Regions from separate parts of the Homo sapiens genome. Here region 1 is linked to region 2. The links are chromatin contacts, found by Hi-C in ENCODE. All regions are on one chromosome and are shown on one strand. The core of a region is the stretch at or near the end of the contact, and the rest is flanking DNA. Distances in the headings are between cores, read along the strand shown. Region 1 holds the start of ZNF12 (zinc finger protein 12). Region 2 holds the start of RBAK (RB associated KRAB zinc finger).

Evidence for each region. Hi-C counts contacts between places; a loop is a spot of excess contacts on that map. Pooled maps may share reads with other maps.
Region 1: a map of CD4-positive, alpha-beta T cell shows a loop between it and region 2 (5-fold over the local background). The contact joins the promoter of ZNF12 here to the promoter of RBAK in region 2. A Hi-C loop is called at or near these places in 1 of 168 maps with a recorded cell type or tissue (CD4-positive, alpha-beta T cell), 1 of 37 single-sample maps with no recorded cell type and 9 of 50 pooled maps.

What each region holds. Positions count from the first base shown.
Region 1 is chr7:6,704,725-6,711,494 of GRCh38, reverse strand. It overlaps ZNF12 (zinc finger protein 12), which reads left to right and starts at 4,548. Exons shown (of 5, transcript NM_016265.4): 1 at 4,548-5,063; 2 at 6,272-6,336. The coding sequence starts at 6,322. RefSeq lists an enhancer at 4,380-4,879 and a silencer at 4,573-4,932.
Region 2 is chr7:5,044,543-5,051,146 of GRCh38, reverse strand. It overlaps RBAK (RB associated KRAB zinc finger), which reads right to left and starts at 5,287. Exons shown (of 5, transcript NM_021163.4): 1 at 4,751-5,287; 2 at 3,056-3,114. The coding sequence starts at 3,070. It overlaps RBAK-RBAKDN (RBAK-RBAKDN readthrough), which reads right to left and starts at 5,287. Exons shown (of 6, transcript NM_001204513.3): 1 at 5,189-5,287; 2 at 3,056-3,114. The coding sequence starts at 3,070. RefSeq lists an enhancer at 4,678-4,787 and a silencer at 4,938-5,147.

The sequences.
Region 1 (6,770 bases), core at 3,299-5,798, 1.7 Mb before region 2:
AAGAAAAGAGGTTTAATTGACTCACAGTTCTGCAGGCCGTACAGGAAGCATGGCTGGGGAGGCCTCAGGAAACGGACAGTCATGGCAGAAGGCGAAGTGGAAGCAGGCACGTCTGGCTATGGTGGAGCGGGAGAGACAGAGAGAATGAAGCGGGAGGTGATGCACGCTTTTCAACAACCAGATCCCACGAGGGCTCACTCACTACCAAGAGAACAGCACGGGGGAAGATGGTCCCCATGAGCCAATCACCTCCCACCAGCTCCCTCCCTCAACACTGGGAATTACAATTTGACATGAGATTTGGGTGGTGACACAGAGCCAAACTGTATCAAGGGTAGTTGAACCACCGAGATTTATTTATTTGTTTATTTATTTAGAGACAGAGTCTCGCTCTGTCACCCAGGCTGGAGGCTCACTGCAACCTCCGCCTCCCGGGTTCAAGCAATTCTCCTGCCTCAGCCTCCCGATTAGCTGGGACTACAGCACATGCCACCATGCCTGGCTAATTTTTGTATTTTTAGTAGAGATGGGACTTCACCATGTTGGCCAGGCTGGTCTCCAACTCCTGAGCTCAGGTGACCCGCCTGCCTCGGCCTCCCTTTTGCTAAGATTACAGGCATGAGCCACAGTGCCTGGCCAACCACTGAGATTTAGAAAGCAGTCGAGTCCACTATACCGCACCTCACCTGGTTTCTTCCTCTGTTGGGGCCCCTCGTGGCCACTGTTCTCCTGGTACTTTTCAGTCCTGTTTATTTAAATTGATGGTGAGCTGTTTGTCCTCCCGGCTCCAACACTTCCACCTTCAGCTTGTATTACCACAACAATACCAGCCCTTCAAGCAATTCTGGGTGACCCCAAAACTCATTTGAACTCAGCAGCCCAAGAGTTTCATTCCTCTAACTTTAGGGGACTCAGTGCCTCTGGTCAGCATGAAGTAGATACAGAAGCATGACCTCCATCCCTAATCCCTCAAGAATGAGGAGTGGAAGGTGTCGGCAGGAGGGTGGGGACACGGTTTGTAAATCTGGAACTGCATCAGACTAAATCTAGTTCAAGTTTTTTTTTTTTTTTGACGGAGTTTTGCTCTTGTCACCCAGGTTGCAGTTTAATGGCGCGATCTCGGTTCACTGGAACCTCCGCCTCCTGGGTTCAAGAGATTCTCCTGCCTCAGCGCATCACCACCCCTGGATAATTTTTGTATTTTTAGTAGAGGCGGGGTTTCACCATATTGGCCAGGCTGGGCTGGAACTCCTGACCTCGTGATCTGCCTGCCTCAGCTTCCCAAAGTGCTGGGATTACAGGTGTGAGCCACCACACTCCACGTCCATTTCAACTTTTATGTAATGTAGTTGGCAGTTGTTTTTCAACTGCCATGGATCCGTGGGTTGAAGGTCATATACTCTGAGCATGCCCAGATTAACCAAGCATGCAACCACGAAGTGGAACCTAAGTGCTCGGACTGAGGAGCTGGGACCCATTTAAGAACCGGACACCCTGTGGCAGGAGCCAGGAACCAATGAGATTGAGTTTTGGTGTCACTCCATGGCAGGATCCAGTCAGATCACACCTCCCAGCATTAATTACTTCATCTCAAGATCCAATCAAATCACATCTCCTTACCCTATGCGTACAAAACCTGACATAGCCCCCAGCTGGGAAAGGGAGATTTGAGCATTTCCTCCTGTGTCCTTGCTAGTTGACTTACAAAAAGGCTTTATTTCTCAAAAGCTGGAGCCATGGTATTGGCCTCTGTACACACTGGGCAGCGAGTGCATTGACTGCTCGGTAACATATATGTGGACTACATGCGGACTCGCATTTCCAAAACATTTGATTTGGTTTCAGTAAAAAATACCTTTCTAGCACATTAAAGCAACAGAAGTTCAATTTCTCTTTTTTTCTAAGAATTTGGGCAAATTCAATTTATATAAGTACATACACACCTCTACAAGCCAATCAGAACAGCAAACCTTTAAAGACTCTATATTGTGGCTCATGCCTGTAATCCCAGCACTTTGGGAGGCTGAGGTGATCAGATCGCTTGAGCCCAGAAGTTCGAGACCATCCTGGGCAACATGGCAAAACCCCATCTCTATAGAGAATACGAAAATTAGTTGGGTATGGTGGTACACACCTGCAGTCCCAGCTAATTGGGAGGCTGAGGTGGGAGGAACACCTGAGCCCAGGTAGGTTGAAGCTGCAGTGATCCGTGATCGCACACACTGCACTTCAGCCTGGACGACAGAGTGAGACCCTGTCTCAAAAACAAACAAACAAACTCTATATCTACTATAATACCATTCAGAGGTGGAAAAACATTAGACACTCACACAATCAGAGGTAAAGACCTTTCTAAATTACAGACACACAGACATACAAAGAAATAGAGCTTACAGCTTCAATTCTAAAATTTCAGACATGGGTCAAGAGTAAACACAAAAATGCAAAAACTCACCCTTCCAGATATGAAAGAGCTCTTCTCCTCCCAGTGGGCATGAAATTCTTAATTGATTTCAGCTCAAAATAGACAGAGAAATAGAATAACAAATCAGACTCTGATGTCTCTCACCCAACAGAGATTAGGTCTTTGCAAACATTAATCTCATTACAGAGATCACCATGTGATCAGACCATAAAACCAAATTCCTAGCCCAGCGCGGTGCTTCACGCCTGTAATCCCACCACTTTGGGAAGCTGAGGCGAGTCTACCACCTGAGGTCAGGAGTTCGAGACCAGTCTGGCCAACATGGAAAAACCCCGTCTCTACTAAAAATACAAAAATTAGTCGGGCATGGTGGCATGCACCTATAGTCCCAGCTACTCAGGAGGTTGAGGCAGGAGAATCACTTGAACTTGGGAGGCAGAAGTTGCAGTGAGCCGAGATCGTACCCCTGCACTCCAGCCTGGGCGGCAGAGTGAGACTTTGCCTTGAAACAACAAAAACAAACAAAGTCCCAATCAGTGATGCTAGCAATGTAAACAAATGCAAACCAAAGTAAAACACAGGATTGGTAAATGGGGAAATTACTGAAAAATGAGAAGCCAGCAAATTTCTACTGGCACTTTGGACTCATTCCTGGGAGCCAAGAAAAGATTCACCTGGGCTTCAACAGTTCATGAGGCACTCCAGTCCTGAGGTTTTCCTGGCTCAGTCATGTGATTCCATCAGGGACTTCTGCAAAGACCTGGAAAACCTTAAAACATAAAAGTAAAATCATGACTCTGATACAGATATAAAAATGAGCACATGCTAAAGATTTTATTTAATTCAAGAGGAAACAGGCAGATATTATAACTGGTTCAAAAGAGAATCTGAGGGCTGGACATGGTGGCTCATGCCTGTAATCCCAGCACTTTGGGAGGCTGAGGCGGGTGGATCACTTGAGGTCAGGAGTTTAAGACCAGCCTGGCCAACATGGTGAAACCCCCATCTCTACTAAAAATTCAAAAATTAGTCGGGCTTGGTGGTGTGCACCTGTAATCCCAGTTACTTGGGAGGCTGAGGCAGGAGAATTCCTTGAACCAGTGAGCCAAGATCTCGCCACTGAACTCCAGCATGCACAGCAGAGTGAGACCCTGTCTCAAAATTAAAAAAAAAAAGAGAGAGAGAGAGAGAATCTGAGAAACAGACATATTTTCAGATCAGGAATATTGAAATGATTATGTAAATGGAGAAATGCAGTCAAAACTGCATTTTCTCTAGTGGGGATTGTGGGAAGTCAACCAACTTCCACCAGACAGAACATAACTTGCATCGATTACCTACAGTTTTCAAAGAGGTGTAAAATACCTCAAAGATAAGGAACAGGGTTGGAATCAAGTAACATGGCTTTCTAAATGTGCTTCGTTTTCCATTAAGACGCAAATTTCTTCTTCTGCTTGCCTCATCCTCTTCAGGAAGTAGAGTTCTGGCTAATTTTTTTCTTCTTTCAATTCTGTACATATTCTCTGAGTTTTCTAGCTATCACTAATTCAAAGTGATTTGGAAAAGCTGGAATTCTTTTTCTCCTTGTTGGGGCGAGGATGGTATCCTGTCCCAGGCTAATCCTCTATTATTTCATCCATGGGCTCTATTTACTGAAGTTTTCGTTAAATGTGTCATTGTGATCATAAGCTAGCATGATGCACCCTCTTGTTCCATTTGTCACGGTTGCACATGGACATTGATTTTAAGCCTTGAGCTCTCCGGTAAGGCAGGACTGGCCCAGGCATGGTCTACGAGATGCTACAGGAAGCAGAGACTTTCTAGACGTTCCCTTAAAGATAGTCAAGACATCCCCATGAAGACGTTCCCTTAAACTAAGGAGAAATTTGAGTCTGGGGTTCGGCGTTGCCAATTCTCTTAGCATAGAGCCTCTTAACCGCTAGACCAGATAGAGACATTTCAAATGGCTCCTAAATTTGGGGAGCGCGTAGGCTCATGGGAAATAGAGTCACGGTATTTGTCCTGGGACCGGCGGCGGGTCCCGGGAGGCGGACTTCCGGTGCATTCCTGCGCATGTGCACCCCTCTCTGTGTGCGTGTTCGCGCATGCGCGCCGCGGCCGCAGTGCCCTCGCTTCCTGTGCGTCCCCAGGTCACCGCTCGCCCTAGTTCCCAGGCTTTGGCCTCCGGTGGGCGAGAATCGCGGAGCCTGCGGGGCTGGGCGCCGAAGAGCCGGGCCGGCACCCAAGCGGGCGCGGGGCTGTGCGGGCCAGGCGGAGGCTCAAGCGGGGATCCCCGAGCACGACCCCCGGAGCCGACGGCGCTGGGGCCCAAGGGGCCGGCCGGGCGGTGACGACGGCGGAGGCGAAGGGGCGGCGGGACCCGGGCCCGGCCCGTGTGCGTCCTCGACGGCCCGGCCCCGGCTCCGCAGGACGGTGAGCCCCAGGGAGACGGATCTGGGCTCCGGGAGGGACGCCCCGCCTGGATTTGTCCCGTAGGCCCGGCCCGGGCCCCTCTGGAGCAGAACGGCCTTGGTGAGGTGGACAGGAAGGGACCTCGCGAGCAGACGCGCGCCCGCGACAGCAATCCCGCCCCGGCCTGTCGGGAGCGGTGGGGCAGAGGCTGCGGAGCCCCAGGAGGGTAAGTCGTGGGTTTGCGGGCCCGGGGCGAGAAGGGCCTGGGTGAAGTCACCGCGTGTAGGGCACCTTAGAGTGAGGGACAGTGGAAGGTCTCGATCGCTTGCAGGAGTGACGTGTGTTTGGGTTTGAAGGCAGGGTCCGGCGAGGACGAGGCTTACGGGGGCGTGGGGGGTGTCACCAGCCTCAGCTGCGGACGTTGTCTCCACTCCCCCCTCACCCCAGCAGCCCTTCCTCCTCTCTCTGCTCCAGATTGCTACCGTATCTAAACGTCCGTCAGCACCTCTGTTCTCTCATTTAAGTGCTGATTCCCCCTTAGGTCTGCTCTTGTGGAATCATACGTTGTAGTGCAGGAACAGCCTGCAGGAACTATCTCTTGCTGCCTCATTTGCTAGGGGAAGGGCCTTAGCAGGTGGGTGACTTGTCCGAGGTTTTGTGGGTGGAGTTGCTCATAGTAGAACTCTGGAGTTTTATCTCCCAGGCCAGTGTTCTGTCCCCCGTATCCTAGTTAAGTGAGCGTAAGTTCTTCAATAAAAGATCCTTTTGAGTAGCACACTGAAGTTTCTGCAAATAAAGACTCAATTATGCCGACTGTATTCCTTTATTTAGGGCATCCTGTGGATTTTCTGATCTTTATTTAAAAGAGTAAGAAAATAGATGAGTATTACAGAATTCATTTTTTGTTGTTTGTTTTTTGTTTGTTTGTTTGTTTGTTTTTGAGACAAGTTTCGCTTTGTTGCCCAGGCTGGAGTGCAATGGTGCCATCCCAGCTCACTGCAACCTCCGCCTCCCGGGTTCAAGCGATTCTCCTGCCTCAGCCTCCCGAGTAGCTGGGGTTACAGGCGCCCGCCACCACGCCCAGCTAATTTTTGTATTTTTACTAGACATGGGGTTTCACCATGTTGGCCAGGCTGGTCACCAGAATTCCTTTTTAAATCTTGCATTTAATGATGGCAGATTATTTCAGTAGGATCCAGTATTCATTCACCATGAGAATCTCATCCACTCAGTCACAAGGTAGCCATGTGTGAGTTTCAAATGTGCAGATCGGTCCCCCTCCTGATCATTTTCCAATCCCTTCTGAAGGCTTAAAGGGACAGTCTCCCACAAGATGTACTTCTTGGAACTTTCTGTGTAGGTTTTGGGCGGGAGATGACCGCCTTGGCAGGCCAGACCGCTCATAACGCCATGGCTTGGGTTTTCCTTCCCCAGATCTGCCTCCGCTTTCACAGTCCTCCAGATTTTTCCAAGAGCAGCAGAAAATGAATAAATCCCTGGTGAGTGTTTCTGTTCATGTATTTATTCTCTACTCTGATTTACAATACACCTTAGGAGGAGATTAAGGGTTCAAAGTTTAAAATGGGAAAGTAGAAATAGATACAAGATTTGGTCAGACAGAACAGTAGCCATCAGCACCAAGCCTTTTTATCATATTCATATGCGCAGATAGCGTGATCCTTAAAGAGTTCTTGAAGTCAGAGTACAAGCGTCTTATGTTCTTGGCATTTATCACAAAAAATGATAAATACCATCCATTCCTTGACTTACATTGACCGTAAGCAGAATCACTTTTGTTTTTGCATGAATTTTAAAGATTCCTCTGAGATCATTATCAACAGCTTTCCTAAATAATAACCCTTGAACCATTGCAATTCTTGCCTTTCTTTTTTTTTTTTTTTTTTTTTTTTTTTTTTTGAGACCAAGTATTGCG
Region 2 (6,604 bases), core at 4,038-6,537:
GCTATCAAATATATCAAATATATTTCAAAAGGACTCAGAAACCAACTTAAAGGGATTTTGTCTGGCCAAAGATGGAGCCATTTAATTTTCAAAAAGAATCACAACTTTGATGTACTGAAATATTTACTATCTGTTTAAACCCACGAGCTCATAATGGTAACAAAACAAAAAAACCTTCCTGCTTAGAAGCCTACTCAACATTTTAGAAACTGTCTTTCCTGCATGAATTACATAACCAAATAGAGAACAGAAATTTATCTTTAGAAAAGTATTCTAGGCCAGCTGTGGTGACTCATGCCTGTAATGCCAACACTGGGAGGTCAAAGAAGAGGATCACTTGAGCCCAGGAGTTCAAGACCAGCCTGGGCAACATAGCAAAACCTGTCTCTACTAAAAATTAAAAAATTCGCTGGGCATTGTGGCACATGACTATACTCCCAGCTACTTGGGAGGCTGAAGTGGGAGGATCACTTGAGCACAGGAGTTTGAGGCTGCAGTGAGCCGTAAACACGACAGCCTGGGTGACAGAGTGAGACTCTGTTTCCAAAAAAAGAAAAGAAAAGAAAGGTATTTTGGCTAGTAAATAAAGAAGAAATGGTAGAATTAGCACATCACCATTTTGCCTCCCCTAATGAACTAGTAAATCACAGCAATAATCAACAGTCAATAGTTCTTAAGTTCACAAAAACAAAGAAGGTAACACATGCCTCCAGAAGTAGACAAATGCCACGTACGGTACAGCTGTGTGAAAAGAATTGAACATAAACCTGATTAGACTTCCAGATCAAACTACCAATTTAACAAGGCATAAAAGATATATTTTTTAAATGTGCTAAAGGTGAAACAAGGGTAACACAATCCAAACTGAGGATAACCAACCCAGTTTCTTCAAAACAATGAGCACGCAAGAGACATAATATAGGAACTATTAAAAGATTTAACCCAATTGCCACATGTATTAAGAGAGTATTATGGGTTATTCCTAGCCCCTTTCAAAAAGATTCCTTATTAGCCAGGTGTGGTGGCTTACACCTGTAATCCTAGCACTTTGGGAGGCCAAAGTGAAAGGATTGCTTGAGGTCAGGAGTTTGAGACCAGTCTGAGCAATACAGTGGGAATACATCTCTAGGCTGGGAGCAGTGGCTCACGCCTGTAATCCTAGCATTTTGGGAGGCCGAGGCGGGCAGACTGCCTGAGCTCAGGAGTTCAAGACCAGCCTGGGTGACATGGTGAAACCCAGTCTCTACTAAAATATAAAAAAATTAGTCGGGTGTGGCAGCTTGCGCCTGTAGCTATGCAGGAGGCTGAGGCAGGAGGATCGTGTGAGCCCAGGAGACTGAGGTTGCAGTGAGTTGTGATCACGTCTCTACACTCCAGCCTGGGTGACACAGCAAGACCCTATCTCAAAAAAAGAAAAAAAGAAACAGAACAAAACAAAACAAAACAGACTTCATCATTTAAAGACAAGCAGAAATACTTACAGACGAATCTTTTTAAAAGCCAAGAAAAGAGAGACTCCATGGAGAAAGTATCAGTTTGGAAGTAACAGATGTCAAAGGCAGACAAAGGGTCCTGGGAGGTAGGGGCTAGGAAATCCCCTCTGGATTTGACTGCAATGAAATCACTGGTAATCTTTACAGACTGACTCAGCAACGTGAAAAGGACAAAACTAAAACACTGAGAACTGAAATGAGAAACAGAAATGAGGAAATCTTCACAAGAGAGTAACTGTATTGTTTGCTGTGCAACCCAAACTGAAAGACGAACAAATATTTGAAGGATGATCATGTCATTCATTCCCCCCATGATCTAGGACTCAACAGTAAAAACAGAATTCTGTCTACTGGGATCACAATGTTTCCTTCCCTGGAAAAATTATATGCACCAAGTTCTCCTTGGGCAGCAGGCAGGCCCTCTGCTTACATAAGCACCAAGAATAAGCCATAAGTTATGGTAACTTAATGGTTGTTATTAGGAAAGCTATCCGCAATTATATCAACTTGAATGAAGAAATTTTTCCAAGTCCTAGAAAATCTTTTAAATCCACAAGTAACAAAGTTGGTTTCTCCTTATAATGAATGCAAATGATGTCATGGATGGTGATATGGTTTCGCTTTGTGTCGCCAACCAAATCTCATGTTCAATTGTAATCCCCAATGTTGGAGGTGGGGCCTGGTGGGAGGTGATTGGATCATGGGGGCAATTTCCCTTTTGGTGCTGTTCTCCTGACACTCAGTGACTTATCACAAGACGTGGTTGTTTAAAAGTGTGTAGCGCCTCCCCCTCCCTCTTCCTCCTGCTCTGGTGATGGAAGATGTACCCGCTTTCCCTTTGCCTTCCACCATGACTGTAAGTTTCCTGAAGCCTCCCCAGCCATGCTTCCTATGATAGAGCCTGCAGGCGTGAGCCAATTAAACCTCTTTTCTTTATAAATGACCCAGTCTTGGTTATTTCTCTATAGCAGTGTGAGAATGGACTAATACAGATGGCATTTTCCTTTTGTGATGACTGCCAAGAATATCAGTCCTGGGTGCGGCTCAATTTCAACAGCCTTAAAATCTACTATCCACACATACAAGCTTCACAAATCATTTTTGGTGCTGATCTGCCACACTAACTATATTTTACAGGACAATGTCTATTTCCACATTCCCATTTTAAAGTATGAATCCTGGCTGGGCGCGGTGGCTCATGCCTGTAATCCCAGCACTTTGGGAGGCTGAGGCAGGAGGATCACCTGAGGTCAGGAGTTTGAGACCAGCCTGGCCAACATGGTGAAACCCTGTCTCTTCTAAAAATACAAAAAATTAGTTGGGCATGGTGGCGCACGCCTGTAATCCCAGCTACTCGGGAGGCTGAGGCAGGAGAATCGCTTGAACCCAGGAGGTGGAGGTTGCAGTGAAGCGAGATCATGCCACTGCACTCCAGCCTGGGCAACAGAGCAAGACTCCATCTCAAAAAAAAAGAAAAAAAAAAAGGTAAGAATCCTTACAAACCTCTTAAAATGCATCATAAAATAAAGTTGAGGAACATATACACAAGCATGAAAACTCACCTGCAATGTGTTCATTTTCTGCTGCTCTTGGAAACGTGCAGAGACTGTGGCTGGTAGACCTAGAGGGGGAGAAGCAGGTCACTGAAGTCATGAGTGCTCTGGCCTGCAAAGGCAGGAATCTCCTGCGTAAGAACCACAAAAGAAAGCTCAATAGGCTAACACCCTGTGAACACTCAGCCTGCAAACACTCAGAAGGGCCTAAAAGAGTGATACAGGGTTTCGCCATGTTGGCCAGGCTGGTCTCGAATTCTGGCCTCAAGTGATCCGCCTTCCTTGGCCAATATGGCGAAACCCCATCTCTACTTAAAAATAACAAAAAAATTAGCCAGGCATAGTGTCACATGCCTGTAGTCCCAGCTACTCAGGAGGCTGAGGCACAAGAATCCTTTGAACCTGGGAGGTGGAGGTTGCAGTGAGCCGAGACCACACTGCTGCACTCCAGACTGGGTGAGAGACACTGTCTCAAAAAAAAAAAAAAAAAAAAAAAAAAGAGAGTGAAAAAGAGTGATAGGCGAAGCATGCACTTGTAACTTTGTAACTCTAAGATAATCAGGTAGTAATCAGATGAGTGAGACTCTCATGGGTAACATGACTCCTTTTACAAATAGTCTGCCATCATCAAATACAACCTGCAAAAAGAAAAAAAAAATTCCCATTATACAGCTCATGTTTTTTGTGGTTTGTCTGTTTGTTGAGACAGGGTCTCAATCTGCCACCCAGGCTGGAGTGCAGTGGTGCATTCACAGCTCACTGCAGCCTCGACCTCCTGGCCTCCATTGATCCTCCCACCTCAGCCTCCTGAGTAGCTGGGACCACAGGTGCATCCCAGCATGCCTGGCTACTTTTGTATTTTTTGTAGAGTCAGGGTCTCCCTATGTTGCCTAGGCTGGTCTCTAACTCCTGGTCTCAAGGGATACTCTTGCCTTAGCCCCCGCAAAGTGCTGGGATTACAGGTGTGAGCCACTGCATCCGGCCCGCATTTTCTTATTGTCTCTTTAAACTGCTTAAAATCAAAGAAGCCATAGGAATTGAGTATGTGAGCTCTCAGAAATGAAATGAATGTGTATAAAATATGGTTTTGTTTCTAAATTATCTAACTGAACTTGGTTATTGCTGCACCTAATAATCTTCTATTAAGAAAACTAGGATACGGGAGAAAGAACACTGGCCTGGGAGATAAGACTCCTGAGTTCTACTATGAGCAACTCTACCCACAAAGCCAGTGACCCGGTCAAGTCACCCACCTGCTAAGGCCCAGTCTCTTCCCCTAGCAACTGAGGCAGCAAGAGAGAATCCCTGCAGACTGTTCCTGCATTACTACCAGTCTCCAGGGCAGATCTAAGGGGGGAATCAGCAGACACTTAAATGAGAGAACAGAGGCGCTGACGGACGTTTAGAGGAGGTCGAAATCTGGAGCACGGAAAGGAGGAGGAAGGGCTGTTAGGGGTTAGCGGGGAGTGGAGACGACGTCCGCAGCTGAGGCTGGTGACACCCTCCAGGCCCCCATAAGCCTCGTCCTCCCAGATTTCCCATGCAGCGCCTGTTCGGTGCAGCCGGACCCTGCCCTCAAACCCAAACACACGTCTCTCCTGCAAGCGATCGAGACCCTCCCCCTGCCCCACACTCTAAGGTCCCCAACACACGGTGACTTCACTCAGGCCCTTCTCGCTCCGGGCCCGAAAACCCAAGACCTACCCTTCTGGGGCTCCGCAGCCTCTGCCCCACGGCTCCCGAGAGGCCGGGGCGGGGCTGCTGTCGCTGGCGCGCGTCTGCTCGCGAGGTCCCCTCCTGTCCACCTCACTAAGGTTGTTCTGCTCCCGAGGGGCCCGGGCCGGGCCTAAGGGGCAAATCCAGGCGGGTGTCCTTCCCGGGACCCAGATCCGCCTCCCTCGGGCTCACCGTACAGCGGCAGCCTGGGCCAGGCCGCCAGGACACACACGGGCCAGGCCCGCGTCCCGCCGCCCCTTCGCCTCCGCCGCCACCTCCGCCACCTCCCGTCCGGCCCCTCTGGCCCCAGCGCCGCCGGCTCCGGGGCTCAAGCTCGGGGGTCCCCGCTCAAGCCTCCACCCGGCCCGCGCGAACCCTGGCCTGCACACCCCCGCGCCCGCCTAGGTGCTGGCCCGGGCGCTCAACCTCCAGCCCCGCAGGCTCCGCGATTCTCGTCCACTGGAGGCCAAAGCCTGGGAACTAGAGCAAGCGGTGACCTGAGGACGCACAGGAAGCGAGGGCAGTGCAGCGGCGGCGCGCATGCGCGAACACGCACACAGAGAGAGGTGCACACGCGCAGGAGTGCACCGGAAGTCAGCCTCCGGGGCCCACAGCTGGTCCCAGGACAAGCACCCTACTCTATTTCCCATGAGCCTACGCGCCCCCCAAGTTTAGGGGCCGTTTTAAATGTCTCTACCCTGCCTAAAGGTTAAGAAGCTCCAGGCTATGAGCTTTGGGAGCTCTGAACCCCTGATTGAACTTCGCATTTGTCTTTACTCCCTTTTAGGGTCAAGTCCAGGGCTGCCTGACTGGGTCCTGGAGCCCAAGGCCTCTGGGTTAGAACCGAGTTTCCCATAAAGAGAAGGAAAGGAAAGGGTGTATCGTGGTCACTGCGCTGAAATGCTAAGAGAAGTTTCACTCAAATACTAGGACAGGATAAATGCCCAGCGATGCTTTCCAAGGAAGAGAAAGAAAATAGAATTTGTGGCTGGGCGCGGTGGCTCACGCCTATAAATCCCAGCACTTTGGGAGGCCGAGGCGGGCGGATCGCGAGGTCAAGAGATAGAGACCATCCTGGCCAACATGGTGAAATCCCTTCTCTACCAAAAATACAAAAATTAGCTGGGAGTAGTGGCGTGTGCCTGTAATCCCAGCTACTCGGGGGCTGAGGCAGGAGAATAGTTTGAACTCGGGAGGTGGAGGTTGCAGTGAGCCGAGATCGCGCCCCTGGACTCCAGCCTGGCGACGGAGCGAGACTCTGTAGCTTTTCTAGATCACACAGCGAATGCCTAAAAACTGTAGAGAAATCAGGAAATACACAGATCGAACGAAGAAAAGAGATACCTGTGATCTCACCTTCCCCAGGAGGATTATGTTTAGGGTTAGGTTATGTTGACCAAAAAGACTCAAAGTCTGTCAAGAGTTTTATTCTGGGCCTCCTACTTGAGTGACCATGGCTGGTGACACAGCCTCAGGGGGTCCTGAGAACGTGAGCCCAAAGTGGTTGGGTTACAGCTTGGTTTTATACATCTTAGGGAGACAGCAGTTACAGGCAAAGACATAAATCAATACATGAGAGGTACACATTGGGTCAGCCTGGAAAGGCTTTCAGGTCACTAGCAGATTCAAAGATTGGCAGTTGGTTCAGAGTTAAGCGTTGGCTGAACAGTTGGAAAACGACATGAAGAAATGGGCCATTGCGGTGGCTCATGCCTGTGATCCCAGCATTTTGGGAGGGTGAGCTGGGAGGATCCCTTGAGGCCAGGAGTTGAAGGACAGCCTGGGCAACACAGCGAGACCCCCACCTCTACAAAAAAAAAAATTATCCAGGTGTGGTGGTGC